3 separate regions of the Mus musculus genome follow, and regions 1 and 3 are each linked to region 2. A link is a loop called in an ENCODE intact Hi-C map of the cell type or tissue named here. Cell type or tissue: heart. All regions are shown on one strand.

The links. A loop is a pair of places that touch in the nucleus more often than their neighbours do. Peaks named below come from ENCODE experiments on the same cell type or tissue, not always from the same donor. Only the 100,000 strongest peaks of a DNase experiment are listed, where the experiment ranks them.
Region 1: it touches region 2 in a loop (2.4-fold over the local background); 2 of 42 quality-filtered maps call a loop at or near these places.
Region 3: it touches region 2 in a loop (7-fold over the local background); 7 of 42 quality-filtered maps call a loop at or near these places.

The regions. Positions count from the first base shown.
Region 1 is chr6:8,257,134-8,262,133 of GRCm38, reverse strand. It overlaps Rpa3 (replication protein A3), which reads left to right and starts at 2,993. Exons shown (of 4, transcript NM_026632.4): 1 at 2,993-3,134; 2 at 4,373-4,447. The coding sequence starts at 3,036. Umad1 (UMAP1-MVP12 associated (UMA) domain containing 1) reads right to left here and starts at 2,846. Exons shown (of 4, transcript NM_001302354.1): 1 at 2,641-2,846. In heart, no CTCF peak of the experiment used is centred here; a DNase peak (open chromatin) is centred at 2,893; H3K4me3 peaks cover 2,344 bases; H3K27ac peaks cover 1,735 bases.
Region 2 is chr6:7,842,115-7,847,114 of GRCm38, reverse strand. C1galt1 (core 1 synthase, glycoprotein-N-acetylgalactosamine 3-beta-galactosyltransferase, 1) reads right to left here and starts at 1,891. Exons shown (of 4, transcript NM_052993.3): 1 at 1,721-1,891. In heart, a CTCF peak has its summit at 2,597 (motif pointing left); a DNase peak (open chromatin) is centred at 2,414; H3K4me3 peaks cover 2,342 bases; H3K27ac peaks cover 1,979 bases.
Region 3 is chr6:7,981,235-7,986,234 of GRCm38, reverse strand. It overlaps Gm35446 (a long non-coding RNA gene), which reads right to left. Exons shown (of 4, transcript XR_377335.2): 2 at 940-1,149. It also overlaps the pseudogene Rnps1-ps. Among named protein-coding and RNA genes, the nearest start is that of Gm35446, 2.9 kb to the right of the region's middle. In heart, a CTCF peak has its summit at 2,399 (motif pointing right); no DNase peak of the experiment used is centred here; H3K4me3 peaks cover 765 bases.

The DNA.
Region 1 (5,000 bases), 420 kb before region 2:
TTAAGAGATAAGGAAATTTTACTGAGTCCAGAAAGAAGGAAAGGCTAAAAATCTATGGGGGAAATATCCAAGTAGTAACAACGAGTATCTTTTTCATGGCCAGTACTGACTTCCGATGGATACTCCCGATGGATCCTGGGTTTTAATTAACTATGTCCCACAGTGAAGAGGCACAAAGCCTGGGGCCAAACATTGTGCAAGCAAGGAAACAAATCTTTTCTTGAGAAACACAGCCTGAAACCAAACCACAGAAATCAACAATAAAAAGTTCCACAAAACATGAATCTATAATTTTAAGTTATCAAACCCTAACCCTAACCCTAACTCTGGAGCAAGCCAGTCAGCCTCCATGGCTTCTGTATCAGCTCTGACTTCTAGAAGCACAGTTTGAGTTTCTGCCTTGGCTTCCCTCAACGGACTATGATTCGGGATATAGAAGCCAAATAAACCTTTTCTACACAAGCTAGGTTTGGCAGAAAAATCAGTAAGACTGGCAGTCACTGTATAGGTCTCGTAGAAGGCTGAAAAGAAAACTCCCATATGACTTAGCCATACCACTCCTGGGCTTACATTTACAGTACTCAGTATTCTTTTATAGAGATGCTCTGAGATCCATGTTCATGGCTGCTCTATTGACAATAGCTCGGAAATGGAATCATCCCGAATGTCCAGCTACCAATGAACAAATATGTATACATATACGTACACATATACACAATACATATACATATACACAATACATATACACAATGGAGTTGTATTCAGCTATACAGAAAAAAATGAGATTATGAATTTTACAAAAAAAATAAAGGGGCTGGAAAATATTATTATAGTGAATGAGGTAACCCAGGCCAAGGAAGACAAACATTGTGTCCTCTCTCACATATGGATCCTAGTTTTAAGGTTTTAGATTTGTGTGCTTACATTTGTGGTATCTTTAGAGGTCAGGAAGCTACAAAAGGCCAAAGATGGCTACAGAGAAATTTCAAGGAGTGTAAGAGATAGTAGAACATGTGAGCTATAAAAGTAGTTCATTGGAGGAGAATACTGGGGGGTGAAAGGCTTAAGTGGAGATGGGAACACGAGGTTGGGCTAACCAAGACTAAGGATGTATAAAGAGGTCTCAGGAAAACCTACTACTTTGTAAGCTAATTGAAAAGTTTAACTGGTTTTAAAAGGAAATTTAAATGGGAATACCCTGCATGGGAAAAGAATGCTTCCCCTAAAGGCATGAGCTACTAAACAAAAATCTCAGGGCTGAAAGGCTGTGATATACCTCCCTAGAGTTCTTGAGAAGGATGACCCAAAGGCACACAAACAACACGATTTTCTACAATGCTCCGAGCTGTCCACCACAACTAGATGGTAAGAACCTATGTCTGGAGACAGGGTACCATTTGCTTGCAGCACACAGATAAAGCAAACTAGACCTGAACTGGGAACTTACTTCTTGCTGGTTACTTTTCACTGAACTAAAAGGGTGCTATGCACCAGGGTAGAAAACGCAGTGCTATATCATGAATGCCTCAATACCGACTTGCCAGCACCCAAAGGAAATGCAGCCCACAACTAAGGAAAAAAATTTTAAACTTGTTTTAATCACAACAGAATTAAGACACACATATTAAATGTCACATGAACACTAAGGAGAGCTAACAATCGTTTAAATAGGGGAGATTGGATTTCACTCTTAAATAGATGGAACCAGATCTTTGTATTTTATTACTTAAGGCAGCAACAGCAGGCTACATTGGAACTGAATTATTGGAACTGAGTTATTAGCCCTGAATTTGAAGGTTAATAAGTCTTTGGCTTTAGAAAAATCCAGACACTGTTCCACATAATTATGAGACGCAATTAAAATTATGTTTTAATTTCTGCAACCTCTTTTGAAGGTATTTTTATGTGCGTTCATTTTGAAATTTCTCAGTACCAATCCCTTGCTGGTGAAATTACTAAAATCAACAGCCACCAGCATCCAGTCATTTTCTGAACCAGAAACACATCCGACAATTTTCTTCAAATCTTGGAATAAACTGTCTTTCAGACAGCCAGCTCTGAGTACTTCGGGGAACTAGATATAGTATTACAACCCAAAATTAGAGTTATCTAGCACCTTACAAAGCAGTCAACCCCTCATTTGCAGAAAGAGAAAATGTGACGCCAGTGGAGGAGCACTAGCTTGGGTCCAACAGCTGGTGAAGCCTGTCATCTCTAGTCCTTCCCGGGGGTCCTCCTCTACCGGAGCCCCAATGCACGCCAGCACCCAGGAGGTGAGGAAATGGACACCTCCACACCGCCAAGGCTAGCAAAAGGTCCAAGGTAAAGAGAGGGGCAGCACCTCTTGCTGCCAGTGGGTAAAGCAGGCAGGTCCGTTACACAACGTCTCCTAGCAACAACCTCCTGAGGGAGGGGTAAAGACTGACGATGGTTCTCTACAGGTAGAACTGGCTCAAAAATAAAAACCCCAAACCCCAGGTTAGGCACGCACCCGCGCCACCCGCGCAAAAGCTGGCAACTGTCAGTGCCCGCACCGCGGCATTCCGGGACCAGGAGCCCGACTCCGCCCACCACCCCGACGGTTCAGCCCTCGGGAGGAGAGAGGCGCGGAGATCCAGACACCTCCCGCAAGAAAGCTACCTGAGACTCCGCCGCAGCCCGCAGCTCGCCACCCACCACGGTCCTTCAGCTTACTTCCGGGGTCAAGTCGACGTTCGGCCGCTCCAGATCCCGGGTCCCAGGCCTCAGCCCCCGCCCCTCTAAGTCCCGCCTCCACTGCCCGCCGGGTTTCGGCCCCAGTGACTTCCGGAACGCCGCGCGTCACTAGGCAGTCTACCAGTACTTCCGGAAGCCTTGAGCCCCTCCGCCAGCCCGGTGCGAGCGAACCAGATGCTCCCGTGGATTTGATTGGTGGGTCTGGAGCGTACGTCTCCTCTGATTGGTGTTCGGGAAATCTGCCCGGGTTGGCGCGGCCGCCCGCTGGGCGTCAATCATTTTCTGCTTTCCTGCGGGTTGCGAGTGTTGGCGGCAGAATCATGGAGGACATAATGCAGCTCCCCAAAGCGCGCGTCAACGCCAGCATGTTACCACAGTATATCGACCGGCCCGTGTGCTTCGTGGGGAAGCTGGAAAAGGTGCATGCGGGTTCGGGCGAGAGGACGGGACCACGGCCACTCGGGAAGGACTGCGGGGTCGGGAGCTGAGGCTGGGAGCAGGTCACCTTTAAGCAGCATTGCCCTCCAGCTTGCTGTAGTTTTCACAAGAAGAGCTTGTGGAAACTGCTAAGCCATTGCAGCAACATTTTGGTGCCGCTTCTTTTATGTCCCCAAAACTGTTTGGAATGACCTTTTAGATCCAAGCGCTCCGCGCCCCCTTTCTTTATTTACCAGGAAGGTATTTACAAACCTGGCTCCTCTGTCTGTTGTTCGAGTTTTTGTTTTAGCCAGACTTAGCTTCTTGCTTCCCTGTCTTTTGCAGCCGTCTCTATTTATGGGCCTAGTTTTTCTACTTTGCAGTCGTCTCCCTATGAAACATTTCTTGATAGCCCCTCCCATATTCTATAGATACCTTGTATCTAGCCCAGTCTTAGATTGCAGCCTCGTCCTTCCTATAGGTAAAAATTAAGCCCAAAGGCCCAGAAATTGAGAGTGCCGAGGGAAAGAAAATCCTCTGTAAGGACTTACCTGCTAGGTCATTTCATTCACACATTTTCTAAGGGAAAAGAATTTCTAACTAAACAGGTAGGCTGACTGAGCTGCTCAAACCTCACATCGAGTGGCAGAGCTCAGTTTCAAGGGAAGTCTTCCTCAGATCTGGCAACCAGTTCTTTTAGATCATCGTTCTTAATTTTAAAAGAAAGTATTCTGAGCCGGGCGGTGGTGGCGCACGCCTTTAATCCCAGCACTCGGGAGGCAGAGGCAGGTGAATTTCTGAGTTCGAGCCCAGCCTGGTCTACAGAGTGAGTTCCAGGACAGCCAGGGCTATACTGAGAAACCCTGTCTCGAAAACAAACAAACAAACAACCCCTCAAAAAGAAGGTATTCTGTGAGATGTACTAAATCAAGAATGTTGGCAGAATTTCATTAGACAGTGAAAGCCTCGTTTAGTTTTAGTGTACCAAGTGTCTTTTGCAAATAAAAGAAACCACACAAAACACTAAGCAAATATTTGTTGTTTATTAGAAATTCAAAATTAACTGGGCTTACAATCATCTGATCAGGTAATAAGATTATAACTTGAACCAAATAAACTGTCCAAAACCCCTATTACTTTATATTCAACCAAATGAAACTTCAGGGAATCTTTTAAATATTCATTTCTGTAGATTCTGTTTTCTAAATCTATGGCTTTTTGTCTTGATTTCCTTTTTTAGATTCATCCCACTGGAAAAATGTTTATTCTTTCAGATGGAGAAGGAAAAAATGGAACCATTGAATTGATGGAGCCAGTATGTTTTAAGTGATATGCTCTCATATTTAATTTTTTGGGGTTTCTTATTATTTCTGATTTGGGGGTGGAAATGTGAAGATTACACTTGTATAACTTTAAAAATCAAATTCATGCTCTCATATTTTGTCTTATTTCCATTTCTAAACTTTAGTGATTCTTAGGGCTCCAACATTTCTGAAAGTGTCCCTTAAGTATTGGTTGGATAACAATTTTTATTCCTTAAAAAAAAAATCCAAAAAATACATGTGAAAAATTTTTTAAACTGCTTCTTCCATAATCACAAGCCTGGCCTTCAAGAGCTGGCCCCAGGTGTGTTCCTCCTGCTTCATACTAAGTGGCATTGCTAGTCAGTTTTATTTTCTATGTTTAATTTTCATATATATATATATATATATATATATATATATATATATATTCATGCATATTTTTATATTTCTAAATTTTTTAAAGTTTTATGTTTAATGTGCTTAAAACATCTTTGATATTTTATGCCGACAAATCCATATACTATTTGGTTACTTGATATAGAACATGTAAGATTTATCCACAGT
Region 2 (5,000 bases):
CTGCCTCCCCAGGCCCTTACTACACTTCATACTGCAGGTGCAAGATAATTTGTTTTAAGTTTCTGTTTGGTGTCTCCACCTTCAAATGGGACTCCCTGATTCATAAAGAACAGCTTCCTGTTTCACACCTAACAGGAAAAAAAAAAAAAAAAACAGTTGCAGCTGAGTGACTTACACCGCCCCACCCCCAACACCAGGTGGGGAGTGACATTTCAATTATATGCAAAAAATTAAGTACACTTTATCATTTGTTTCTTATTGGATTGAAAGATAAAAGGCCAACTTCACATTTTATGCAGCAAGTCTTGTTTTCTTTAAGCGAATAAAACCAAAGTATAATGACCAACGTATATATGAATCTCACCACTTGGCATGTTAATTTAAATTTTTAATTTTTAAAAAGACCTTAGTCCCACCAGATTTGGTAATTAAAAACATGTATCTTTCTTTTATTTCAAGCTAGTTGTTAAAATCTCAAAGTCCTTTTAAAATATCTGTACCGAAAAGCCAACTTTTGAATGTAATAGGTAAACAGGAGCATTAAGGTAACAATTTCAATTCACATTTGATTCATAAATAAATTGCAACAAAATTCCAACCACTACTTTCACCAAAGATTTGACTTTATATTATCATGAGTTTATAGTTAAGCTGAATAACACAATTTTCATTTCAGCAAAATCAACACACAAGCAATATACAGCACATACTTTTGAATACAATTAGCCAAACATTAACTCATTATATGTACTTTTAAACTGCTTGATATTAAAGTTATCCACAACTGTAGGCTGATTTTTTTTTTAAGAGCACAATGTAGGGAGAGGGAGTTTAAGTGGGAAATGACCACAAAGCATTTGTAAACTGCTGAGTCCTGAGTAAAAAGATAGAGGAAAACATAAATTTCAAGAAAATCTGAAACACTAAAGTTAGTTGTCCACTAATGCTGACTTTTCAGTGAGTCATACTTGCCTTCCTAAGTCAGTTTTACTGAACATATGGTGAAAAGAGTTAACTGTTTGGTAACTTCAAACCTTATATTCATTTAAACTGGACAAAAATATATACTACAGCTGGCAGAAATGCTATACAATGCTTAGAGCACACAATATCGTGTGCACAAGGCTCGTCTGACATTTATCTGATAAGGAACTGGAAAATTGTACCGTTTATAAATACCTTCTAAAAACTCAAGTTTCCACTTCCAAATCCAAACTTCCACCAGAATCAAACAACTTGTAGTGTGCACAGCATTTTTTTCTTGGCACCAGGCTGAGCTATCTGTGGTCTATCCTCAACTTCCTGCAAATTACCAAACTTCTGTCCCTTCCGCGTTGCCTACTCAGTCTGAAGCACTGAAGTTCTAACTTTGTAACTTTTTAACTCAGAATACATCTTTTGACAGTATGTACTAAAAGGAAATACCGTGAATACAAAGATCTAGATTGGAAAAAAAAAATTTTTTTTCCAGGAAGTAAGGGATCTTAGAATATTCTAAGTCCCACGCCACTAGTAAGAAGTGTGGACAGAGCTCAAAAGCATTAATCCCCGATCCTCACTCTTAAATTAGTTAATTTAGAAGAGTATCTATCTAAAGTCAAAGCACTTTGTTTAACTAGCCAACATCTAGGAAAGCCATCACACTTTGTTACCAAAGGAAAAAGAAAAAACAAAAAACATTTTTTTTTTAAATCCTGCGCGTAGCAAGCCCCCAACACACCTGGCTGGTTCACTCAGTCAACGAAGGGCAGGGAAAGTTCCAACCATAACCGACCAGCTCCAGACAAAGCTGACGGTCCAACGGCGGCGGGCACTCGGGACTGTTGCGGCCGGAAGGTGCCCGCACCTGAGTGCACACAGCTGGCGGGCGCCGGGCGCGCGGAGGCCCGGGGCGGGGCGGCGGGCAGGACCGCTCGGCGCTGGCCCGCCCCGGGCGCCTCGGGCCGGACACGCCGGGCCGCGGAGAGCGCGAGGGTGGCCGCTCGCCCGCCGCCCGAGACACCTGTTTGGCCGCGCCGGCGCGGACGGGGACGCGGACCCGGGCGGCGTTCCCGAACCCTCAGTCGCCCTGCCGCCGGCAGCCGAGCCCCTGGACCCGCAGCCCTCGGGCGCCTCCGCCCGCCGTCCCTGACATCAGCCCCGGCTCCCTCTCGCCCCTCCCGGAGGCGGGGAGGAGGACGACCCCCCACCCGCGACCTTCGCTGCCCTGGCCCGCCGCAGCACGGGCAGGGGCCGCTAGCCTGGGCCGCCCGCGGCCGCCCAGATCATCTCCCGGCGGCGGCGGCGGCGGCGGCGGCCGAGGCGGGCCCGGCGCGCGCTCCTGCCGCTCGCTCCCGCCGCTCGCTCCGCCCCTCCCGACCGCGCGGCCTGGACCACGGCCCGCCTACTGCGCAGCCGCCACCCAGGGGTCTCGGAGATGCTGACGTCCCGGCTGCAGCAGCTGCAGCAGCAGCAGCAGCCCCGGGGAAGGGCGGGGCCTGGGCAGAGTGGGCGGGGACACCGCGACCTGCGGATGCGGGGATTGGCCGCCGGGTGTTTGCCCCGCCCTCCTGCGGAGTGGGCTGGGAAGTCCCGGCTTCCCCGAGCTCAGGGTTTTTTTAGCCCCCTTCTGGTGAGGTTGAGTGTTCTAATTCTCTCAGGAAAGCAGAAAGCGAAATTAGCAGGGAGTACAAGTAAAGAACTGCCTTTTAAACTGTTGTCTGTGGAACAAACCTCAACGTCACGCTGACCTCTAACCCAATCTTAGCCCCCCCCCCCTTTTTTTTTGCCTCTTTTCCTTTCACAGCATTCCTCTATCCTTAATAACAAGAGATTTGGCATAATGAAGAGTGCTCTGTAACCAGATGTGTGCCTCAGAAGAACAGAGAACTCATATAGTGACAACGGACAGAAAGCCTCTTGGAGGAATGTGTGTAATGGCATTTTACTTCTGTTCTGCTATGGCAAATACTTAAGAGTTTTACAAACTCAGCGGGGAGTGGTGGTGCACGCCTAGCACTCGGGAGTTGGAGGCCAGCCTGGTCTAATAAGTGAGTTCCGGGACAGCCAGGGCTATACAGAGAAACCCTGTCTTGAAAAACCAAAAAAAAAAAAAAAAAAAAAAGAGAGAGAGAGAGAGTTTTACAAACTCGTCTGCTCTGCTTTGGCAAAGGTCCTGTGTACCAAGAAGCTATCTTTGTGGCAGCAACGGAAGTGGGTTGCCACCTGGTGAGGCAGCAGGGAGTGGAAGTAAGATCTAGAGACCTTAACCATCATCTGCAAGGCCAGGCCCCCGGATGGAAACACTGTGCCCTGCTTGATAAATGTTCAAACTATGCAGTTCTGAGCACACCACAGCATAGCTATTAAAAGTGAGGGTTTTGGAATAAGACATTTAAGCTTTATCTGAATCCACTTTCTGCCTCTACTATTATAGATGCTAAGTTGTAAAGAACAGGTATATTCTGGTTATGATTGTAGACAAGGAGCTGTGTGTGGTGATTTTTGTTTATTAAGTCGTGAACCAGCCAGATATCACGGCAGGAAACAGAAAGCATATTGGAGACCTAGCCGAACTCGATTTTATATCAGTCACTGAATAGCCCATTCATTCATTAATCCATTAGTCACAAGAAAGAATTGAGCCGTTCATCGTCGTTCATTCGGTAAGTAAGGGGAGAGTCCTAACAAAATCAACACTTTTACTTAGCCTCACCCTCTAACACATGATAATCGAGATCAGAGTCTGGGGAAGAAAAGCCACATTCCAACCATAGTAGGCTGGGATCTAGGTGATGAACCAATTCATTGTGTGTAGTTTTAGGAAGCTACTGAACGGCACCAATAAATCCCCCCCCCTCAAAAAAAATTCTTCCAAAGGAAGTTTAAAACTTGAAACAAAGCTAGGGATTTGAATTCAAAGGTCTCCTTTTCAGATGAGAAAATTGAGGAAAGAATGAGAAACTGATAGGACAGGCCAGAAAAGAAGAACAGGTGAGTGCCCTTTCTCTGGTCCATGGCCCTCCAACTTCTCTCCCAGACATCCTTAGCTCCATCCTTCTCTTTTTCTCAGCTCCTGCTCAGGCTTAACTCCACCACACACAGACAAAAAAAAAAAAATTGCCATGCATAAATGTAAAAGAAAACTGCCTGGAAGTCCAAGTGTTCTAAATATAAAACCAACCTCAGAATTCTATGAGTCCCGAACTCTATTAAGAGTTATAATGACTAAAGAATAACATCATTTTAACAAAGATAAGAAACACCCCCAAGGATAAGTTCTAAGTTTAGGCATAGTCATATTTAGCAAAATCACAGGCAAAAAGGAATGGAAATAGAAACAATATTGGTCAAATGACCACTCCCTTCCTTAGGTTTTTGGTGTTCTTTTTTTTAAAAGAGTCACTGTTTTATGAAAACAATACATGCATATGCAGATTCAAAGCATGTAAGCCAAACAAAAATGCAGATAAGTTGTACAGATATAGGATGAAATAATGTAATAATCAAAAAGTTCTGTCTTGTTTTCTTTTAAACATTTCTCTAAAACTAAAATAAAAAATATCTCACAAGAGTGCATACTAGTTCACAAATTATGTATTTGACACATATTCTTTTCTCATGAAAGGATATACCCCAAGTCCTTACTGATATAAACAATTCCTTGATGAACTTAGCTTTGATAACCATGTAGTTATCTCCTTGAAGGTAGAAATGACACTCATGTCAGCTAATTTTTCAGTACTATCAACTAGAAAAGATGATTGCTTTTGAAAATATACTTCATATTCGGGGCTCAAAGCTGACAAGGTTGTGCTATTTAAAACATAGATGAATCCCAGCTAGTATTGTTGTCTGTCTGGTATTTAATGTCTCAAAAAAGTATTTCAATTCATGTCAAAGCTCCTTGGAATAAGAAGACAGATGCTATTAGTTGTCTGAATAATACCCTTTTGGACCTTTCTAGCACAGCCCTGATTATTTGCAGCGGGCCTATGTATCCTATTTGTTTACTTCCTCAG
Region 3 (5,000 bases), 140 kb before region 2:
AACTCCTACTCAGTGATAACTTGGTCAAGGAAGAAAGAAAGAAAGAGTTTAAACTTTTTAGAGTTTAATGAATGAAGACACATCATACCAAAACTTATGGGACACAAAGAAAGTAGTGGTAGGAGGAAAACTCAGAGCTTTAAGTGCCTCCAAAAAGAAACTGAAGAGACCTTACACTAGCAGCTTGACAGCACACCTGAAAGCTGTAGAACAAAAAGAAGCAAATACACCCAAAAGGAGTAGAAGGCAGGAAATAATCAAACTCAGGGCTGAAATTAACAAAATAGAAACAAAAAGAACTATACAAAGAATCAACAAAACCAGGAGCTGGTTCTTTGAGAAAAATCAACAAAATAGATAAGCCCTTAGCCAGACTAACTAGAGGGCACAGAGACAGTATCCAAATTAATAAAATCAGAAATGAAAAGAGAGGCATAACAACAAAATATATCTTAAAATAATTATTCTGTATGTTGAAAATATTAAAATCATGTTCTACCAAAAAAAATACTAGATCCTTAGAATTCTGCTTCTTTTCAACAGACTGTGTCTGTCCAGAAAGTCTTCATAAATCGAAGAATTGAAGCAAAATATTTGTACTTGACTGAAAATATATATAACTGTAGGATTTTGTTTGCAACATGTTTTCAGAACACTGTCTGAAGACGTGACACTCGAGGCAAGCCAGGGAAAGGTATCTCCTCCAGGGGAACAAACTAAATGTATCACCACTGGGATTTCTCTTTCCCTGAAAACTTACTACCTACCCCCAGCACTTGACGATCGGTGGCTAGCCTGTGAAGTATCTTACCTATGATAGGGATGTCAGGGGTAACATTGGTGGTTTTCTCAGACAGTCCTGTATGGGGCCCTCCTGCTGAGGATGCCTGATCCCCATGGAAAGAGCCTCTTTTCTGCATGTAGATGGTTTTGGCTTACCTGGGGAGAAGCTGGCAGTCTTGTTTGCATACTTTCTGTTTTTCATCTGCAGTCTGGTCGTGACAGTGAGCCCTAGCTGTTTCTTCCTGTCACTGGCTCACAGGAATGGTGCTGAGTGCTCAGAGGTGGCACAGAGCTTCAGGGTTGGCAGGCGATTCACCAACGCGCCCTCACTCCAGCCCTCCATTGTCACAGCAGCAGGTCCTGCCTCTAAGAACCAGAACATTGGTGATTAGTGTGCCTGGTGCCTTGGGGCAGGCTGTGGGGGAAAGAGTCATGGTGTGTCTGCACCAGTTGTTCAACAATGACATTTTCAACAGTCTACTGCCCACTTCCACACAGGTGACTTCTTTTATGTCTCTCTCCATTACAAAGAATTCCCTCCTCACAGTAGGATTCTCACAGGTTTCTTCTTCACCTCTAGAGCTTCCTGGGATTGCATCCGGTCTCTCTGCACTCTTTCAGTCCTGGTGAATAAAGGCTCCCCCCCTTTAAAAAATAAAAGATATGAGCTTGGGTGGCAGTTTGTCACTGTGATCATTTGTCACGGTGTTCTTAATGGGATAGACTTACTCATATTTAAGTGATATAGGATAGGGGTTTGTATAGGATAGGTTGAAGACAGGGGAAAGAGGAGATCTTTGAAAGTGACCCTTCCTAAGTGAAGGGTGAGCAGAGGCTACGCAACAGAAGGTGAAGCAGGAGCCTGCTTCCTGTGAAGGTGGAAAGCAGGAAAGGTGAGGAGAAAACAGAGCTGTGTACTGACTTGTGGAAGAAAGTAGAGTAAGAACTGGGGGAGTCAAAAGACTTTATCAAGAGTGGGAGGAGAATGGGGCGTAGAGGAAACCTAGTAAAGAAAATAGAAGACCTGGTTGAGATTTGAGACAAGACTCTAATGCTACATCAGATCATATGCGTTAAAATATTCCCCAGGCACATTCCACAGTTCAAAAGCAGACATGAACAAGATTCACAGCTATATTCGCCCAGGTTCCATTTTTGCTAGGCCAGTGAACTGAGTGAGCTGAAGGAGCGAGGAAGCAGAAAAAGCAGTGACTCATGGAAGATGCATCAGAAAGAATGAGCATGGGGGGCAGGTGCGCTGGTCCCTGTGCCTGCTGTGGAGTATATAACATACGAACGGTTGCAGAGACAACAGACGTAGGTTTTCTTCTTCTGAGGCTTCTCTAGAGGCTAGCAAGCCAGTCTTTCTCCGGGCTTTATTTCTTCGGAGCCTTCTCTCCCTTTATGTATGTGGGTGCAGATATGTAGGTGTGTGCAGGGAGGGCAGAAGTCAGTGCTAACCTCAAGTGGTCGTCTTTATGTGTCCTCTACCCATTTTCTTCTCTTTTGGAGACAGAGTTTTACAGAAATTAAGTGATCTCGGGGCTGGTGAGATGGCTCAGCGGTTAAGAGCACTAACTGCTCTTCCGGAGGTCATGAGTTCACATACCAACAACCACATGGTGGCGCCAGAGCGAACGGTGGCGGGGAACAAGAGGGAGGAGAGAAGGGGGAAAAAGGTCTTTTCAAGAGACTTAGATTTAAATATATACACACATATATACATAATATATATACCCATACATATATATACACATATATACATTATATATCTGCTCTGCTGTAAATGCCTAACATTGCATCATGAATTAGTGTGTGGGGTGATGAGTGAAACTTGGCCCGTTGGACTCAATCCATGGAAAATCGATTTTCAAAATTGCAAGTAGGGTCCTTATAGACGCTCAGTCCTCAGCCAATCCCGAGATGCATGACTGAATTCAGCAAGGTTCGGATTCACAAACCATCCAGTTCGCATCTTAGTAATGTGAAGTGCTCGTTTAAAGTCCCGAGGCAGCGCCGGCGTCCGGGTCTGAGAAGAGCGGGAGGAGGTGGCGGCCTTGGGAAGATGGCTCCTTCTCCTACCAAACGCAAGGACCGATCTGATGAGAAGTCCAAGGATCGATCTAAAGATAAAGGGGCCACTAAAGAGTCAAGTGAGAAGGATCGTGGCAGAGATAAGACTCGGAAGAGACGCAGTGCTTCAAGCGGAAGCAGCAGTACCAGGTCTAGGTCCAGCTCAACCTCCAGCTCGGGCTCCAGCACCAGCACAGGCTCAAGCAGTGGCTCCAGCTCGTCCTCTGCATCCAGCCGCTCAGGAAGCTCCAGCATGTCCCGGAGCTCCAGTTCTAGCAGCTCCTCCGGCTCCCCAAGCCCTTCTCGGCGCAGGCATGACAACAGGCGGCGCTCCCGCTCCAAATCCAAACCACCTAAAAGAGATGAAAAAGAGAGGAAAAGGCGGAGCCCTTCACCTAAACCAACCAAAGTGCACATTGGGAGGCTCACCAGGAATGTGACCAAGGATCATATCATGGAAATATTTTCTACTTACGGGAAAATCAAAATGATTGACATGCCTGTCGAGAGGATGCATCCTCACCTCTCCAAAGGCTATGCATATGTGGAGTTTGAGAATCCCGATGAAGCAGAGAAGGCTCTGAAACACATGGATGGAGGACAAATTGATGGCCAAGAGATCACTGCTACTGCTGTGTTGGCACCCTGGCCTCGGCCACCACCTCGGCGATTCAGCCCTCCTAGGAGGATGCTTCCACCACCTCCCATGTGGCGTAGGTCACCCCCACGGATGAGGAGAAGGTCTCGATCCCCAAGACGCAGGTCCCCTGTGCGTAGGAGGTCTCGCTCTCCTGGCCGCCGCCGCCACAGGAGCCGATCCAGCTCCAACTCCTCCCGATAAGCAGGGACATTGATTCGTACCTCTGTAACTTATGTTCCCCAGACTCTGTTTTGTCCTTTTCTCTAGCCAAGTGAGGGTCTGTAGAGAAGGATCCCTTACTGGGTACAGCAGTTGAGATATCTCCTCTACAGAAGGGTTCTGGCTTGTAGAGCTACTGTTGGTTCACGGCTGCTCCCATAGAGGTGCCCTGTAGTTTTCTGGCTAGAAAGTTCATCCCTTCAGTTCTTGATAGGCTGGTAGCAGAGCCAGCTGGAACCTATGGCAGCACACGGATTTCCACAGATGACCCAGAACCAGACAGCCTGGTCTAGCCCCCGCTGTGCCACACCTGTGCAAAGGACCACAATGCTGTTCTGTTGGGCCGACCATGCCCTGCTGAGTACGCTTCAACTTAGAGGGCTAAAACCTTTGAAGGATTCCTCCACAAATGGTTACCTTTCTGTCCCCGTGTCTCTGTTACTTTCTAGAATTTGTGAGCCAGTTCTACAGGGTCCTCATGAAACCTACCCCACCCCGTTGTCACCTGCCATTCATGGTGATGTTGCAGGTTAACCTTGGCAGTGTGTACATTGCCCCTTTTTGCTTTTATTGTACAGTCAGTACTATAAAATTTGTTTTGAGTTTTATAACTTTGTAGCATTTTAGATAAGGTTGTGTTTGTACTTGTGTAGAGTGAAAGGACTGTTGAATAAAACCTAGGATTAGAATGCAAAAAAAAAAAAAAAAAAAAATAAAGTCCCGAGGCCTTTGTGTGGCAATAGCTAACTGAAGCACTCCTGGTCTACTTTAAGCAGCTAGGTCTTTTTCTCTTTAATTTTCACCTAAAAATTTGAAACCCTGTCTTAAATATCATCCTGGAATTTGCCAAGTAGGCTAGGCTGGTAGGCAAGCTGGGATCCTCGTTCCCCCCCCCCCTTTTAAAAAGTGAGTTGTTGAGATCAAACTCAGTCCTCGTCTAACTTCACATCTTGATAAGCCCCATTTCTGATCAGCCACATTCAGAGGTGCTGGGGTTCATGACTTTTAACATGTGAAATTTTGCAGAGACAAAATTTCATTCCAAAAATGGTAAAAATTGGACTATAAAAGGATTCGGTATGTTGCCAAGAGCCAGTGTCATCGGAACGGATAAAGGAAAATTGCAAACATGATGCTTGTAGGTTATAGTCTGATGCCTAAACTTAGTACTTCATGGTTGCTTCACTAATTACTGAAACACAGGTTGTGAGAGTAGCTGCAAAGAAAGAACTCAGTAGCTCTTGAGGCCAGCTCTCTGGATGGGATTCCACTTCACGCTGAGAGT